2 separate regions of the Homo sapiens genome follow, and region 1 is linked to region 2. A link is an interaction called in ENCODE POLR2A ChIA-PET data of the cell type or tissue named here. Cell type or tissue: CD4-positive, alpha-beta T cell. All regions are shown on one strand. Each heading gives the region's core, and the rest is flanking DNA. Links, peaks and the distances in the headings are about the cores only.

Region 1 (2,920 bases), core at 135-2,634, 150 kb after region 2:
TTAGAGTTCATAGATAACCAGCAAAGCTGAGGCTCCTTATCATCCCCAGGGGTTCATGGGGTCCAACCTGCAGCCCACAGACATATATCTTTAGGTGGTTTTCTGGAATGGGTATGGGCTGTGACTCATAGTCACCCCTAGGTGAAGTCTTGGCTGAGAAAAAGGTCTGCTTCTTTTTTATAAGACTTGATTCCTGGGGAAATTTACTGCCCTGATGCCTTAAACTTCCCCTATGCTTTCAGTCAGGCCTCATAAAGCTGAAGTCAGGCTTAAAACCATGAAGTTATTGGCAGTAGCCACTGAAGACTTTTAAACTTTCAGTGAAGGCATAGTGGTGTGGGCTGTAATTCAGGTAATTCACAAGAGATAAGAATTACAAACATTTAGACATAGTATCTCCCTACCTTTTCAGATACTTAAAAACAATACCCATTTCAACTAAAAGCTAATACTTAAATACTGTGTTTCAGCTGGGCGTGGTGGCTCAGGCCTGTAATCCCAGCACTTTGGGAGGCCAAGGCAGGCAGATCACTTGAGTTCAGGAGTTCAAGACCACCTGGTCAACATGGTAAAACCCCATCTCTACAAAAAATACAAACATTAGCCAGGCATGGTGGTACAGGCCTATAATCCCAGCTACTCAGGAGGCTGAGGCACAGGAATCACTTGAGCCCAGGAGGCAGAGGTTGCAGTGAGCCGAGATCATGCCACTGCACTCTAGCCTGGGCGACAGAGCGAGACTCTGTCTCAAAAAAATTTTTTCAATAAATAAATACTGTATTTATTTTACCACCAGGTGTTCTTCCAGATACTCAAAGATATTTTTCCTCTTTAGCCTGTCTGAAAGGCTAACATTTGAACTTCATTCCTTTGGTCAATTAGCAGATTGCCCTTTATTAAAATGTAAATCTCTTCCTCTTAAAATTAAATTTAAATAATTATTAATCATTTACATTACAGTTTATCTTAATTGGGTAGGATTAGGGAGAAGGTGAGATATAGTTAAGGTTTGGAGTAAGAGTGATCCTTAAACTTGACACTTTTGCTTTGAAGTCAGCCTGGCATCTGACACAGGGACCTGAGAAAGTGCTGCTGTATGGGTCCCAACTCTTGCTGTGAGTTAGATAATAGGATTCAGAGGTAGCTTCACAACTCCCTTAGAAGTTGAGTGCTATCTTTTGAAATTATCAGTAAAGTGAGTAGGAAAAGTTGCCTGGACCTGATGTGTAATAATTTAGAACCCTGGCTTGTTCAGTTGGACAAAAATGGACATATTTATTGTACATATAAACTCCAGCTTTGCCATGGGCCCTGTCTGTGTCCAAAGTGGTGATGCCACAGGGCAGGCCTTTGTAAGGGTGAAAACTGGTTCCACAAGAATTAGGCAAGAAGGAAGTGCATTTATTTCCTGACTAAGCCTTATTAAAGCTTGGTCCAGATGTATCTGGCCCATTATTTTTTTTTTAAATGAGATTGTAGCTCTTCTGGAGAAAACTACTCTTTTATCCCTTAAAATTCTATAGTCTAGGGAAGAGTGTGGCCCTTAACTCAGATAAAAGGGGTTTGATGTTTTCCTCCATTCTCTCTATCCCTGTCTGCTGAGATTAGTTTCAAGGCTTATAATCTATTACTTCTGCCTCGTTTTCTTCCTGATCATTGCTTTTAATTTAGGTTTCAGCTAATGACATTTTAATAAAATCATATTAATACATTTGGCGATTTTGCATTAACCTTTTAACACCACTTAATAAAAACTTCTTTGTACTTCACACTAATAAATTATATATCTGTATTTTACCTATAAAGTATTGAACTTCAGCACCAAAGGGTTAAGTATGCCATTAAGACAAATAGTAGTTATCTGTTTAATAAATGCTTCTAGCACTCAACTATCTTGATTCAGTTCAATTTGCTAACACATACTTCTTTTTTTTTTGAAATGGAGTCTCTCTCTGTCGCCCAGACTGGAGTGCAGTGGTGTGATCTTGGCTCACTGCAACCTCTGCCTCCTGACTTCAAGCGATTCTCCTGCCTCAGCCTCCCCTGGTAGCTGGAACTACAGGCACAAGCCCAGCTGCTTTTTTTGTATTTTTAGTAGAGACAAGGTTTCACCATGTTGGCAGGGTTGGTCTCGAACTCTTGACCTCAGATGATCTGCCCGCCTCAGCTTCCCAAAGTGCTGGGATTACAGGCCTGAGCCACTGCACCTGGCCACACATAATTCTTTCAAAACTCATGACATACATTTTTCTATTGGGCAAATGCAAAAATTGAGATATATCTTAGAAAATAGGATTGTATAGTACGTCCATACAATGGAATATTAGTCAGCAATTAATTATTTATGGAAAATGTCTAATAGTGTGAGAAGGTACTTGTGATTTATAAGCTGTATATGTGGTACTCTCTCACCAATATTAAATATATTTACATGTACGAAGAAATAGAAAAAAACATACAGAAAAGAGGTACACCAAATAGTGAGCAGTTCGTCTGGATAAGAGGATTATGAGTTATTTATATTTTTATTTATACTTTTCCATTGTTTATTCAGTTTTTGATACTGTGACTGGGTATCAAAAATAAACTCAATGCAGGTGGTAAATCATTTTGCTGCCTACCTTAGTAAAGATTTAAAATATATAATGGACATTCAAGGCAAATTAATGCTTTCTGTAGACAGCTAATGAAAAATTGTCCATCATAAATTTTTTAAAATTGCTGAGAATTTTGCCATTTACTGTTTTATGTTATCCTGCATGCCATTAGCCATTGGGCAGTGTTCTTGTAGAGCAGTGTTTCTTAAACTGGGAATGCTGGTGTTAACTCTCAGGCTTGCTGCAGCAGTTTGGAAAATAATTCACAATTTGGAAAATAATTCAGTTTTACAAAATTCATGGTAGCAGTTATGAAAATCCTG
Region 2 (2,915 bases), core at 1-2,500:
AAAACCTATATATCCAAGATCTCTTCCAATTCAGATTTTATGAAAGAATTTCTAAGGTCTTTGTAATGAGACATTTAGGCTGTTTCAAGAGATCAAGCCAAAATCAGTATGTGGGTTCATCTGCAATAAAAATGTTTGTTTTGCTTTTACAGTTTCCTCATTTGGCTGTTGGATTTTAAGCAAAAGCATCCAAGAAAAACAAGGCCTGTTCAAAAACAAGACAACTTCCTCTCACTGTTGCCTGCATTTGTACGTGAGAAACGCTCATGACAGCAAAGTCTCCAATGTTCGCGCAGGCACTGGAGTCAGAGAAAATGGAGTTGAATCCTTTCTCTGCCACTCTTTGAGGAGAATCTCACCATTTATTATGCACTGTAGAATACAACAATAAAATACAGCCATGTACCACATAACAACATCTTGGTAAACAACAGACTGCATATATGATGGTGGTCATCCAGTAAGCTAAGGTTAATTTATTATTATTCCTTGTTTTTTTTTTTTTTTTTTTTTTTTTGAGATGTAGTCTTACTCTGTCACCCAGGCTAGAGTGCAATGGCACCATCTTGGCTCACTGCAACCTCTACCTCCTGGGTTCAAGCAAATCTCCTGCCTCAGCCTCCAAAGTAGCTGGGATTACAGGCACCCACCACATCTGGCTAATTTTTTGTATTTTTAGTAAAGATGGGGTTTCACCATGTTGGCCAGGCTGATCTCAAACTCCTGACCTCAAGTGATCTGCCCGCCTCGGCCTCCCAAAGTGCTGGAACCACAGGCCTGAGCCACTGTGCCCAGCCTTGTTTGCTTTTTTAACAGATAACAGTGTGCTCATAGAAACTGCTTTGACATGACTGCAATCATGTGCTTCATAGAAACTTAATTAGATTATACCACTAGAGTCTTCAGATTTTTATACTTTTTTTTTTTGAAACGGAGTCTCACTCTGTCACCAGGCTGGAGTGCAGTGCCGCAATCTCGGCTCACTGCAACCTCCGCCTCCCAGGTTCAAGCAATTCTCCTGCCTCAGCCTCCCGAGTAGCTGGAATTACAAGTGCGCACTACCACACCCAGCTAATTTTTGCATTTTTACTTGACAGGGTTTCACCATGTTGGCTAGGATAGTTTCACCAGGATCTCTTGGCCTCATGATCAGCCTGCCTCGGCCTCCCAAAGTGCTGGGATTACAGGTGTGAGCCACCGTGCCCAGCCTATACTTCCCTTTTTGAATACCATTTGGTGTTTTGAAGAATTAACAGCTTTGTGAACGTGGCAGTGCTTGTGATTCAGGCTTCCATTGAGACCAAGGGGAGAACCTGGTTGCAGGACAAACAGACGGACAGCGTGTGGCAGTGTTTAAATGCTCTTCTGAAGGCTGATACGACAGCTCTCTGTGCACTGATTGCATATGCATCCCAAGATTATATTATTGTTTTCTACTGCTATGTGTCACACTTTGCCAAACAGGATGTGGAAAATGAATAAGCGGTTTTCTTAGGCACTTCTTAACAGACAATTGGTCAAAATGAACTCCATTGCTTAAGAAACACATAAACACCATTTAGTCACTGAACATAGCTATATGTATGGTTGTTACTATGGGAAATCTTGTTTTGCCAATTTTCTTTGAAAATTCTGGCAGACCAAGGTTCTTTTTGTTTACATAATACTTGAAAAATAAAAATGAACAAGCTAACAAACTACCAAGTTTTCACTTACATAAATGTAGTTGCATACAGAAAATGTGACTGTGAATTAATTTTTCTAGGACTTTTAAACTATAAGCACTATTTGCACAAAAGAGAACCAATCTATCAATTACAAACTCACATAATTTTACAGATTTTTTTTTTCCTACACAGCACATAAAACAGAAGGAATTTGAAGCCACCCTCCAAACACAGGGGAAGGAGGCTGTGTGTATATCCTCATTGTCTTTCACATTCTAAGGTGGTTCCACTCAGTGACTGAAATCCTTAAGCGTTGTATTAGTCTGCTTGGGCTACCATAACAGCAGCTTAAACTGTTGTTTAGCCACTCAGACTTAAACAACAGAAATTTATTTCCTTATAGTTCTGGAGGCTGGAAGTTCAAGGTGCCGGCAAGGTTGGTTTCTGGTGAGACCTCTCTCCCTGTCTTGCAGATGGCTGCCTCCTCCCTGTGTCCTCATAGAGCCTGTCTTCTGCTTTTACACTTCTGGTGTCATCTTCCTTTTTTTTTTTTTTTTTTTTTTTTTTTTGAGACAGAGTCTCGCTCTATCGCCCAGGCTGGAGTGCAGTGGCCCGATGGATCTCGGCTCACTGCAACCTCTGCCTCCCAGGTTCAAGCAATTCTCCTGCCTCAGCCTCCCAAGTAGCTGGGACTACAGGTGCCCACCATCATGCCTGGCTAATTTTTGTATTTTTAGTAGAGACAGGGTTTCACCATATTGGCCAGGCTGGTCTCGAACTCCTGACCTTGTCATCTGCCTGCCTCGGCCTCCCAAAGTGCTAGGATTACAGGCGTGAGCCACCGCACCCGGCCTCTTCCTCTTCTTATAAGGACACCAGTCCTATTAGATTAGGGCTCCACCCTCATAACCTCATTTGACCTTAACTATTATTTCTTTAAAGCACCTATTTCCAAATATAGTCACTTTAGGGGTTAGGGCTTCAAAAGATGAATCTGAGGGAGCTCAATTCAGTAAATAGCAGTAGTCATTAATGGACAATGTATACAAAGATAATTTCGTGATTACTGTCCTTATGCATAAACGTCCTCAGTGTTCCACTGCGTTTATCCAGATTTAGTATCACAAAGACTTTGCTCTGAGAAAAATGTGATTTTTTTTTTTTTTTTTTTTTGAGACAGAGTCTTGCTCTGTCACCCAGGATGGAGTGCAGTGGTGCAATCTCGGCTCACTGAAACCTCCGCCTCCC

What was found. Peaks named below come from ENCODE experiments on the same cell type or tissue, not always from the same donor. Only the 100,000 strongest peaks of a DNase experiment are listed, where the experiment ranks them.
Region 1: POLR2A ChIA-PET joins it to region 2 with 5 read pairs; 2 of 35 experiments call an interaction of 5 or more read pairs at or near these places.

What each region holds. Positions count from the first base shown.
Region 1 is chr1:25,477,496-25,480,415 of GRCh38, forward strand. All of the region lies in intron 6 of MACO1 (macoilin 1), which reads left to right. Among named protein-coding and RNA genes, the nearest start is that of MACO1, 48 kb to the left of the region's middle. In CD4-positive, alpha-beta T cell, for the core only: no CTCF peak of the experiment used is centred there; no DNase peak of the experiment used is centred there.
Region 2 is chr1:25,328,746-25,331,660 of GRCh38, forward strand. RHD (Rh blood group D antigen) reads left to right here. Exons shown (of 10, transcript NM_016124.6): 10 at 153-1,700. The coding sequence ends at 179. It also overlaps a transcript of RSRP1 not described here. Among named protein-coding and RNA genes, the nearest start is that of TMEM50A, 8.1 kb to the right of the region's middle. In CD4-positive, alpha-beta T cell, for the core only: no CTCF peak of the experiment used is centred there; a DNase peak (open chromatin) is centred at 1,366.